Linked DNA regions of Homo sapiens: region 1 is linked to region 2. A link is a contact called in ENCODE Hi-C or POLR2A ChIA-PET data. All regions are on one chromosome and are shown on one strand. Each heading gives the region's core, a stretch centred on a gene start or an enhancer-like site at or near the end of the contact. The rest is flanking DNA. Distances are from core to core; before and after follow the strand shown.

Region 1 (5,920 bases), core at 962-3,461, 190 kb after region 2:
GGCTGGGCATGATGGCTCATCCCTGTAATGCCAATACTTTGGGAGGCCAAGGCGGGAGGATCATTTCAGGCCAGGCGTTTATTAGCAGCCAGGGCAACATGGCAAGACCCCGTCTCTACAAAAAGTACAAAAATTAGCCAGGTGTGGTGGCACACACCTGTGGTCCCAGCTAGTTGGGAGGCTGAGGCGGGAGGATGGCTTGAGCCCAGGAGGTTGAGGCTGCAGTGAACCGTGACCGTGCCACTGCACTCCAGCCTGGGCGACAGAGCCAGATGCTGTCTCAAAAAACAATAGTTTCTTAAAAAGTGCACCAAGTTGCCCCTAGGGGGCGGTGGTGGGTGAAGTGCCTGAGTCCCTGTGCTGAGAGTGGCTCCCGGTGTCACGGCTCCACCTTCCAGATGGAAGGGCTGTCTGGGTCTCCCCAGCGTGGGTTTTGATGCGTAACCTGCCATGGGCTTTTGTCACCTGACACTGCAGGGTGTGCTGCTGGCAGCTGTGGCCACGTGCTTTCCAGACGAGCCCCCGCAACCCCACGAGGTGTGGGGAGCCCCCCTTTTTATTATTTATTTATTTATCTATTTTTTGAGACAGGATCACTGTCACCCAGGCTGGAGTGCAGTGGCGCAATCACAGCTCACTGAAGCCTCGACCTCCCAGGCTAGAGTGATCCTCCTGCCTCTACCTCCCATGTAGCTGGGACCACAGGTGTGTGCCACCGTGCCTAGCGCTTTCCTGTCGTACAGAGCACAAGTTTGAGGCATCCCTTGGGCCGTCCAGCCCTGCCCCAGGCCCTGTCCTTCCTGGGCCCAGCTGGTCTGGGGGACATGAGAGTGTGGCAGGCCCCATACTGCATAGGTCACCCTGTGGCCAGTCCTGTGGGGCAGGTGGGCTTTGATGACCTGGAGGTCAGAGCCTGCAGAGGGGGGTGGGCCAGCCCCTCACATGACTCTTACTTGAGGGCTTCCTGGGAGCTGATGGCCCTTGCAGTGGGTTACAGGGAGGCAGGAAGAGGCCATGTGTGCACCGGCCTGCAGAGAGGCAGCCAGGGACAGGGGCTGCTGGGTGCACGAGGGTCCCAGCGCCTCCACCAGCTGCCAAAGCGCAGGGGGAGACTCATGCGGTCATGGCAGTGCCCTGGCATAGCATGCAGCCCAGCTGTGTGCCGTGTGGCCTAGGCCCACAACTGCCCCTCGTGGGCCTCTGTGCCTCCTCAATAAGCTCAGTCGACCATGTCATCATCTGTGATGCACAGAGCAGGGCCAGGGACCCGGGAAGTGCTGATGTGGGGACCACTGTGGCCACCACCGCATCTGGGCACTGTTTGTGGCAGATCCAGGGATGGCCTCAGGCCTTTGGCCCGGCCTCTGAGGGCTGGGGACCAGTAGGAGGCCTGAGGTGACCGCGTTCTGCCACCCAGTCCTCCCAGAGGGCTGCCCTGACAGGTGCCTTGGCAGCTCCCATCGTGGCTACTGGCCCAGCTCAGGCCGGCACTGAGGGTCCCACAGTGGTCCAGCTGCGGCCTCTGCTCCCTCTGAGCCGGTGGCTCCCTGGGGACAGTGCGCAGGCCCTGGGTGAACACTACATGGCCACATCTGGGTGAGAGCGGGAGGGCAGGTGCAGCGTTGGGGGGATCCTGGGGCCTGTGGGGTTGGCGGGGTCGCAGGTGAGGATTGGGTACTGGGACCTGGCTGTGGGCGAGGGGCCCGCTGGGACAGTGTGGTGGCCTGGGAGGCCCCGCGCAGTCAGAGGCTGGTCTCTGGGCACAGGCAGCTCTGGTGACTGTGACAGGTGCCTTGCCTTGACACACACTGTGACCGTCTAGTCTACATTTCTAGGCTGCACGTGGTCACGTGCCGTGCACGGTGCACTTGGGGCCTCCTGTGCAGACACTGGCTTTGCGGCTGCCCCATGGGAGAAGCTGCGAGGACTCTGCACAGAGCAAGGGTGGCGGGCAGGGCCTCAGCCCACGTGGGCTTGGAGCTGTGCGGTTTTGTCAAACCCAGTGGGGGTCTCTCAGCAGCAGCCCAGCGCGGGGTGTGACGTCAGGGCTGGGGCTCAGCGCTGGGTATCAGCCCTGTGTGCTGCAGGCAGGGTATGGGGTGGACCCAAGGCAGTAGGTGGAGGCCAGGGGGCGACCTCGGCTTTGCTTTTGTCAGGATGGAGGGTTCTGGACACCAGTGCAAGCCTAGCTGGGGCCTCCCTGCCGTCCTGCTCAGATTCCTGGGTGCATGCTGCCCTCTAGTGCCCGCAGTGGGGAGTGCCTTCAGGAGCGGGTGGCTGCACCTTGGTGGCTGGGAACCCCACTCCCGGGACTGTCTGGGCGGCTCCCTGCCTTGTTTCCTTCACACTCTAGATCACTTTGGGGGTCACAGCGTGGGGAGGTGGATTTTGTTAAGTTTTTTCTAAGTTTTTGGGTTTGTGTGGACTTGGGTCCTTGTTTCCGAATCCTAGAGGGATTCTGTCGTCTTTCTGCCTTTGGAGATTGAACCTGCCAAGGAGGACCCTTCCCCAGAGTCTGTGATCAAAGTCCCTTCCTGGTCGGGGTGGGCTACCAGTTCCCACCCTGCAACACCTGGGACAGGAGGGAGCCGCTCCCGCCCGCAGCCTCCGTGGAGAGGACAGTCTGACTCCGATGTTTCCAGGCGGGTGCCGTCAGTGAATCACTTGGCCTGGTGCAATCCCCCATTCTGTACAGGGCTGGTGGGCTGGTTTATGACCCGCGTGACTCTGGGCAGCTATGATGGCAGGAAATGAGCCGTCTTGGGCGGGCCTGCTGCTCTCCTGGGTCAAGGTTCCTGCTAGGGCCTGAGTTCTGCTGGCAGCAGCCAGCCAGCCCCCCGTGACCCACAGGCCTGCTCCGAGGGGTGGGTCCCCCTGCCCTTGAGCGTGTGACCCTCACCCATGGCCGCCCTCACCTTCGAAAACCCGCAGATGCCGCGGTCTCTCGTGCGGATCAGGCTCAGAGCAGAGAGACTGATGTGCAGCGGACGCTGACACACCTGTGGCGTCCCTGATACGTAAACCTTTCTCTCCGAGGCCCCGCTTAAAATTAGCGCACTGGCTCCCGGTGTCGCCTCGGCCTTAGAAACTAGGACGCCTCTGCTTCTCGTTAGCTGCAGCCCTCGTGCCTTTTATGCTCAGCAGAGTGACGAGGCCGCTCGTGGTTTTCTCTTCTGCCCTCACTCAGCCGCGAGGGCCCAGCCGCCTTTGTCCTCCTGGTGGCCACGGTATTTTTAGCACGCTCCGTTCTGAGGGAGGACGGGCTCCAAGGGCTGGGCATGGCGGCACCGCTGGTTCACCCTCTCTCGTCTTCCTCCACAGGTGTGCTTCCCGCACAGCTGCAGCCATGGGGTCTGAGGACCACGGCGCCCAGAACCCCAGCTGTAAAATCATGACGTTTCGCCCAACCATGGAAGAATTTAAAGACTTCAACAAATACGTGGCCTACATAGAGTCGCAGGGAGCCCACCGGGCGGGCCTGGCCAAGGTGGGTGACATCCTGGCCCCAGCGCGGCCCTCCATCAGCCTGCGCCGCGGGCCTGCGGACATCCTGGGTCCCAGCTCAGCCAGCCCCACAGGCGTGGCCTGTGCACGTGGAATGTGTTTCGGGGCCACTCCCAGCTCGTTTACCAGCGCCTGTTTGTGGAGTTCCAACAATGTGCCAGGCACCATTCTAGGCACTGGAGTTGAGAAGTGGCCGGTGCAGGCCCTGGCTCCAGGGAGCTGGCAGGGGGTGGTGAGGACACACAGCCACACTGCAGTGAAGCCCAGGGGCAGTGGGCCACCAGGTTGTTCTGGCCGTGAGCTGACGTCTCACTGAGGGACGCCTTCCAGGGGTGTTCAGTGCCCAGGAAGGCCTTACTTTCCTAGTAAAACTTTTTTTTTTTAAGCTGGGTATGGTGGTGCATGCCTGTGGTCCCAGCTATTTGGGAGGGTGAGGCAGGAGGATTGCTTGAGCCCAGGAATTAGAGGCTGCAATGAGCTATGACCGTGCTACTGCGCTCCTGCCCCGGCAGCAGAGCAAGACCCTGTCTCAAAAACCAAGTCAGACCACACCAGAAACAATCTTTTTGAGATGGCAGAGTGACTGGGTCAGGAAAACTCAAACAGGGCGACAGCGCAGGTACATAGTGACCAGGAGCCTCCTCCCTGTCCCGACCCAGTCCCCCACCCTCTCCCTGGAAGCAGCACTGTTATTGGTTCTTCTCTCTCTCTCTCTCGGCATATTGTGCACGCGTGTACGTGAATACACACAGCAGACCCCCGAACCCCACATGCTGAGTATGTACAGTACCATTCTGCTCGTCTGGGCATGGTGGCCCAGGCCTGTAATCCCAGCATTTTGGGAGGCTGAGGCAGGGGGATTGCTTGAGGCCAGGAGTTCAAGACCAAGCTGGCCAACACAGTGAGATCCCATCTCTACTAAAAATACAAAAATGAGCCAGGCGTGGTGTTGGTACATGTCTGTGGTCCCAGCTACTCGGGAGGCTGAGGCGGGAGGATCACTTGAGCCAGGGAGGTTGAGGCTGCAGTGAGCTGAGATTGCACCACTGCACTCCAGCCTGGACGACAGAGGAAGATTCTGTCTCACAAAACAAAACAAACTTAAAAGTTGGTGCTGCACGTTTCACGGCTCTGAAGGTGGCTGCCGTGGTCCGTGAGTCTCTGTGTTCGGGTGTGGGCCTGTTCGAGCAGTGCTCACCCCTCAGTTTGGAAGATGAATCGTCGTTGCATTTTGGGTTCTTCCAGTTGCCTGCTGTTTGACTATCGCTGTTCTTCCTCAGTTAGGCCAGGGGTTGGCGGGCAGTCTCTACACACGGCCAGAGGGTGAACGCCTAGGCTCTGTGAGCCAGAAAGAGCAACCAGACGCCGTGTGAATGAAAGTGCACGGCCCTGTGCCAATACAACATTATTCCTGGATGCTGGAGGGCAAACGCGTATTGTTTTCACGTCTTCTGCTTTTTTCTTTTCCCCCAACCACTTAAAAATGAAAACAAACAAACAAAAGCCTTCATAACTCAAAGGCTATACAGAAGCAGGAAGGGGCTGATTCGGCCCGAGGGCCGCAGTTTGCTGAGCGCTGAGGCCTCCTGCCTTTCCGGGCCGCCTCCACCCTGCCCCTCCCTCCACTCCCTGGTTTTGGTGGATTTTGTCAGTAGCCTTCGTCTCTCTCCTAGTGATCCTTCGGTATCAGACTCGCATTGTTATTTCTTTGTCTCTGAGCTGTAGAGCGAGGGAAGCAGTCTCGCACCATCTTTTCTTCCCCTCCAAGATGGATGTTTTTTCTGTTTTGAGAGGGGGTCTGGCTCTGTCGCCCAGGCTGGGGTGCTGGGGTGCAGTGCTGCGATCACGGCTCACTGCAGCCTTGACCTCCTGGGCTCAAGCAGTCCTCCAGCCTCAGCTTCCCGAGTAGCTGGGACCACAGGTGTGCACCACCAAGCTGGATTTTTGATTGTAACACACCATGACGATGTGGGAATGATGGCACATCTGTGTCCGGGTCAGAACGGTGGGGGCTGCTGCCGTCCCGGCTTCAGTTCTGTCTTTAAAAGGCTTTGGTCCTCCTATCTCATCTCAGACCGTCTTCTCTGGCCCTCTAGGCCACAGGCTGCTATCCCAGGAAAGGCCCAGGTCCTCCTCTTCCTCCTCTCCCTGGTGCACATAGGGCAGGTGGGACAGGCGTCGCCTCCCTTTATCCTGGCACCGCATCTGCCTCTGTCTCCTGCCCTTGACCTACTTCCACATTTCCCAGGATGCAGCAGCCCTTTCTGGCTTGGGATCCAAGGCGTCCTGATGTCAGGACGTTGAGGGGAATCAGCATCTCAGACCGCCCTGCGCTCTTCCGAGGTGCCTTTAAATGCCCGCCCCGTCACTTCTTCCTCATCCCTCACCTCCCACCGGGCTCCATGCCCCGGTGTTT
Region 2 (5,986 bases), core at 1,557-4,056:
ATACTGAATACCAGAGCATTTCAACAAGGCTTACCACACAGGCCCCAGTACCTTTCTACTCTACAATGAGGCTCAGAAGCTCAGTGTACCACCCCATCCCCAGGAGGCCCACTTAGACCAGAAATCCCAAGTCCATTAGCTACAGGCTGATATTCAGGGACATCGGTGTAAACAAAGAAGTGGGATATGAACTATATCCCTGATTTTTTTTTCTTTTTTTTTTTTTTTGAGACTAAGTCTCACTCTTGTCCCCCAGGCTGGAGTGCAATGGCGCGATCTTGGCTCACTGCAACCTCCGCCTCTCAGGTTCAAGAGATTCTCTTGCCTCAGCCTCCTAACTGGGATAACAGACACCTGCTACCATGCCCGGCTCATTTTTTTTTGTATTTTTAGTAGAGACGGGGTTTCACCATGTTGGCCTGGCTGGTCTCGAACACCTGACCTCAGGTGTTCCGCCCGCCTCAGCCTCCCAAAGTGCTGGGATTACAGGTGTGAGCCACCGCACCCGGCCTATATTCCTGATATTTAACAAGGAAAAAAAATTCTGCAGGGGAGAACTTTCCTGAAAGATATTTTTTCTGGACATCTCTCTCTACTGACTGATAGGGTGAGGCTCAGAACAGGCTTCTTCCAAGCTCAGAGAGGCTGAGAGATGGGTCAACTGGGTGATGCCCGTTTTGAGAGCCTTAGCTTCCCAAGTGGACAGCACAGAAGAGCTGGGAGGAGTGGCTAGAAAATAAGTTTGAAATGAGCCCCGGGTTGAGGACTCCAGAGCACAGCTGCATTATAGAGACGGGGCCCGCTGAGTCCTCTCCTCTCCCCCTACTTCTTCTCCTCCGGGGCTTTCTCAGTGATTCCAGGGGCAAAGGGTCCCACGAGCCACGTGACAGGTGTGTTCTGGGCCACATATTCCACCATGTGGTCCAGGGCCTCGCGGGCGCTGGCGACACGCTCACGGCTCTGGGCCAGAATGCTGCTGGACAGGTCCTGGAAGGAGTGGATGCTGGAAAACGTGGCCTGGAGGTCCTCCACCTGGCGGCGGGCCTGCTGCACCTGGTCCTTCACATTGGTGGGGAGGCCCTGAATGCTGGACCCCAGGGAGGTACAGGTGGCCTGCAGTTGCTGGGCAATGTCCCGGAACATGGTGAGCGCCCGGGACTCGACCTGCTGAGAAGGGAGATGGGGACACCAATCAGGACCATTTGTTTCAGGAAAGGCGATCGGAGCTGAAGCCAGGGAAAGAGGGGAAGAGGGGTTCTACCACTGACCTTGGGGCAAACGCTTTCCATAGGCGAAACTTTTTTTTTTTTTTTTGAGACGGAGTCTCGCCCTGTCGCCCAGGCTGGAGTGCAGTGGCACAATCTCAACTCACTGCAAGCTCCGCCTCTCAGGTTCGCGCCATTCTCCTGCCTCAGCCTCCCGAGTAGCTGGGACTACAGGCGCCCACCACCACGCCAGGCTAATTTTTTGTATTTTTAGTAGAGACGGGGTTTCACCGTGTTAGCCAGGATGGTCTTGATCTCCTGACCTCGTGATCCGCCTGCCTTGGCCTCCCAAAATGCTGGGATTACAAGCGTGAGCCACCGTGCCCGGCCCTTTTTTTTTTTTTTTTTTTTGAGATAGAGTCTTGCTCTGTTGCCCAGGTTGGCGTGCAGTGGCATGATTTTGGCTCACTGCAACCTCCGCCTCCCAGGTTCAAGCGATTCTCCTACCTCAGCCTCCCGAATAGCTAGGACTACAGGCGCGTGCCACCACGCCCGTCTAACTTTTGCATTTTTAGTACAGATGGGGTTTCACCATGTTGGCCAGGCTGGTCTTGAACTCTACCTCAAGTGATCGGCCCTCCTTGGCCTCCCAAAGTACTGAGATTACAGGCATGAACCACCGCGCCCAGACTCTTTTCTTTTAATTAGAAACAGGATCTCACTTTGTCGCCCAGGCTGGAGTGCAGTGGCGTGATCATAGCTTACTACAGCCTGTAACTCCTGAGCTCAAGTTATCCTCTCATTTCAGCCTGCCTGACTACAGGCACTCACTACCACGCCCAGCTACATTTTTAAAATTTTCTGTAGAGCCAGGATCTCACTAAGTTGCCCAGGTCTTAAACTCCTGGGCCCAAGTGACCTGCCCACTTCAGCCTCCCAAAATGCTGGAATTACAGGCACGAGCCACTGCATTTGGCCACTAGTCAAATTCTTTAAAGGGCATAGACAAATCACCAAAGAAGATATAGGGAGAGCACATGAAAAGCTGTTTGACCTTATAAGTCATTGAGGAAATGCAAATCAAAACCATAAGGAGGCCTGGCATGGTGGCTCATGCCTGTAATCCCAGCACTTTGGGAGGCCAAGGTGCGTGGATCACCGAGGTCAGGAGTTCAGCCTGACCAACATGGCGAAACCCGCATTTCTACTAAAGATACAAAATTAGCCGGGTGTGGTGGCATGTGCCTATAATCCCAGCTACACAGGAAGCTGAGGCAGAAGAACTGCTTGCACCCAGGAGGCGGAGGTTGCAGTGAGCCAAGATCATGCCATTGCACTCCAGCCTGGGCAACAGAGCGAGACTCTGTCTCAAAAACAAACAAACAAACAAAAACCCCAGAGGCTATCAGATGATACCCACTGTCAGTCAAGAGGCGGAGAAATTGGAAGCCTCGTGTATTGCTGGTGGTATAGTTACTTTGGAAAACAGTCTAGCGGTTACTCAAAATGTTAAACCATAGAATCATCATATGACTCGGCAATTCTAGTTGTGGGTGTGTGCACAAGAGAAACGGAAACATACGTCCACACACAAAGACATGCACACAGGGGCACAGCAAAAAGTAGAAACGACTCAAGTGTCCTTCGGTTGATAAATGGGTGAACAGAATGTGATCCACCCATACAACAGAATGTGACTCAGCCATGGAACGTCATGGGGCTCTGACCCAGGCCACAGCATGGGTGAGCCCTAAGGACGTCACGCTCAGCGCGAGAAGCCGGACACAAAAGGCCAAACAGGGTGTGATCCCATTTCTATGAAATGTCCAGGACAGGCCCATCCAGAGACAGGAGGGGATACGTGGTTGGGAGGAGGAGGAAATGGGGCAGTGACTGCTGATGGGAAAAGGGTTTCTTTTTAGGGGCATGAGATGAGATAGGGATAGTTGCACAATGCTGAGAACCAGCGATGTGTATGCTTTAAATGCGTGACTTGTATGGTATGCAAATGAGATCTCAATAAAACTGTTAAAAAAAAAAAAAAGGCTGGGTGCGGTGGCTCACCCCTGTAATCCCCAGCACTTTGGGAGGCCGAGGAGGGTGGATCATGAGGTCAGGACGATCGGGACCATCCTGGCTAACATGGTGAAACCCCATCTCTACTAAAAAAACACAAAAAAATTAGCTGGGCATGGTGGCGGGAGCCTGTAGTCCTAGTTACTTAGGAGGCTGAGGCAGGAGAATGGCGTGAATCCGGGAGGCGGAGCTTGCAGTGAGCCGAAATCGCGTCACTGCACTCCAGCCTGGGCGACAGAGCGAGACTCCATCTCAAAAAAAAAAAAAAAAAAAAAAGAAAAAAAAAAGCTGTTAAAAAACAAAAAGTGGAAGCCAGGCTGGGACAGCCTGGAAGAACTTTCTAGGCAGAAGTTGTAAACCATCCGGGGAGAACATAGTTGAAATCAGGTCCTTGAAAATTTCCTTGGCCAGAGAGTGAGATGAGCACAGACAGGGTTCGAGACCAGCCTGGCCAACATGGTGAGACCCCATCTCTACTAAAAATACAAAAATTAGGCCGGGCGCAGTGGGTCAGGCCTGTAATCCCAGCACTTTGGGGGGCCAAGACGGGTGGATAACTTGAGGTTAGGAGTTCTAGACCAGCCTGGCAAACATGACAGAACCCTGTCTCTACTAAAAATACAAAAAAATTAGCTGGGTGTGGTTGCAGGCGCCTGTAATCCCAGCTACTTGGGAGACTGAGGCAGGAAAATTGCTTGAACCCAGGAGGTGGAGGCTGCAGTGAGTCAAGATCACGCCACTGCACTCCAGCTTGGGTGACGGAGTGAGACTCTGTCTCAAAAATAAATAAATAAATCAAATTAGCTGGGCGTGGTGGCAGGTGCCTGTAGTCTCAGCTACTCGGGAGGCTGAGGCAGGAGAATCGCTTGAACCCGGGAGGCAGAGGTTGCAGTGAGCCGAGATCATGACATTGCACTCCAGCCAGGGTGACAGAGTGAGACTCTATCTCAAAAAAAAAAAAAAAAAAAAAAAAGGCACACACTGGGAGGTAGGGTTTTGCCCAGAGCCCTGGCAGCTGGAGGACTCTGGACTTGAGCGAGGGATTACGGGAGAGTGCCCACGTGAGAGAGATAAGATCTGGTTTTTTCATTTGAAAAGTCATTCTGGCTGCTGTGCTTAGCAGTCGGGGAAACAGGAGACAGTTTTAGGCAGCAGGTGGTCTAGTTCTGCCTCCCGAACAATTTGCATTTATAGAGATATTCACCATATCTTTATGCATGTCACTTTTGTAGCCCTTACTATGTGCTTTTGATATGATCTCATTTCAGTTTTTAAAAAATCGATCTGGGTCCGGGCACGGTGGCTCACGCCTGTAATACCAGCACTTTGGGAGGCCGATGTGGGCGGATCACCTGCGGTCAGGAGTTTGAGACCAGCCTGGCCAACATGGCGAAACCCCGTGTCTACTAAAAAGTACAAAAATTAGCCGGGCGTGGTGACGCATGCCTGTAATCCCATCTACTGGGGAGGTGGAGACAGGAGAACCACTTGAACCCAGGAGGCAGAGGTTGCAGTGAGCTGAGATTGTGCCACTGCACTCCAGCCTGGGCAACAGAGCAATAAATAAATAAATAGGCAGGGTGCGGTGGCTCACGCCTGTAATCCCAGCACTTTGGGAGGCCGAGGCGGGCGGATCACAAGGTCAGCAGATCAAGACCATCCCGGGTAACACGGTGAAATCGCGTCTCTACTAAAAATACAAAAAAAATTAGCTGGGCCTGGTGGCGGGCGCCTGTAGTCCCAGATACTCGGGAGGCTGAGGCAGGAGAATGGCGTGAACCTGGGAGGCAGAGCTGGTAGTGAGCTGAGATTACACCACTGCACTCCAGCCTGGGTGACAGAGCGAGACTCCATCTCAAAAAATAAATAAATAAATAAATAAATAAATAATTGATCTGGGGTCGGGTGTGGTGGCTCATGCCTGTAATCCCAGTGCTTTGGAAGGCTGAAGTGGGAGTATTGCTTGACACCAGGAGCTCAAGACCAGCCTGGGCAACACAGTGAGATCCTGTCTCTACTAAAAATTAAAAAAAAAATTAGCCAGGCATCGTGGCACACGCCTGTGTTCCCAGCTACTTGGGAGGCTGAGGCGAGAGGATTGCCTGAGCCTGCAATGGCGAGGCCACAGTGACCTGTGATGGCATCACTGCACTCCAGCCAGGGCAACAGAGTGAGACCCTGTCTCAAAGATAAATAAACAACTATTTCAAAAATTGATATATAATCCACACACCCTAAAACTCGCCCTTTGAAGTGTACGATTCATTGGTTTTTAATACATTCACAAGGTTGGGCAAATACTACCTTCATCTAATTTCAGGACATTTTCTGTTTTTTGAGACAGAATCTCCTTCTGTTGCCCAGGCTGGAGTGCAGTGGTGCGATCTCGGCTCACTGCAAACTTCCTTTGCCCCTGGGGAGCTTAAGTGGGTGGTGGGACAGGCAGCGAGACCCATTAGAGAACACAAGAGGCCAAGGCTTGAGATAGAGTGGAGGGGGCCGGAGAATACTAGTCAGAAGTTGCTGCTAGGGGCCGGGCTCAGTAGCTCACGCTTGTAATCCCAACACTTTGGGAGGCTGGGCAGGGCGGATCACTTGAGGTCAGGAGTTCAAGACCAGCCTGGCCAACATGGTGAAACCCTGTCTCTACTAAAAATACAAAAAAATTAGCCAGGCGTGGTGGTGAGCGCCTGTAATCCCAGCTA

Evidence for each region. A loop is a pair of places that touch in the nucleus more often than their neighbours do. ChIA-PET counts read pairs that join two places held with the same protein, here RNA polymerase II (POLR2A). Pooled maps may share reads with other maps.
Region 1: a loop to region 2 is called in a pooled map, with 3 times the contacts of the local background. The contact joins two enhancer-like sites. A Hi-C loop is called at or near these places in 4 of 168 maps with a recorded cell type or tissue (CD4-positive, alpha-beta T cell, CD8-positive, alpha-beta T cell, ascending aorta and 1 more), 2 of 37 single-sample maps with no recorded cell type and 14 of 50 pooled maps. POLR2A ChIA-PET finds 5 or more read pairs at or near these places in 2 of 52 experiments (activated B cell and common myeloid progenitor, CD34-positive).

What each region holds. Positions count from the first base shown.
Region 1 is chr19:5,029,545-5,035,464 of GRCh38, forward strand. It overlaps KDM4B (lysine demethylase 4B), which reads left to right. Exons shown (of 23, transcript NM_015015.3): 3 at 3,322-3,487. The coding sequence starts at 3,347. Among named protein-coding and RNA genes, the nearest start is that of KDM4B, 63 kb to the left of the region's middle. RefSeq lists enhancers at 2,031-2,080, 2,111-2,170. Within about 2 kb of position 2,212, at least 5 of the 41 ENCODE cell types and tissues checked have a DNase peak (open chromatin) inside an H3K27ac peak, as active enhancers do.
Region 2 is chr19:4,838,370-4,844,355 of GRCh38, forward strand. It overlaps PLIN3 (perilipin 3), which reads right to left. Exons shown (of 8, transcript NM_005817.5): 8 at 1-1,167. The coding sequence ends at 823. Among named protein-coding and RNA genes, the nearest start is that of TICAM1, 9.7 kb to the left of the region's middle. RefSeq lists enhancers at 2,383-2,602, 3,023-3,102. Within about 2 kb of position 2,807, at least 7 of the 41 ENCODE cell types and tissues checked have a DNase peak (open chromatin) inside an H3K27ac peak, as active enhancers do.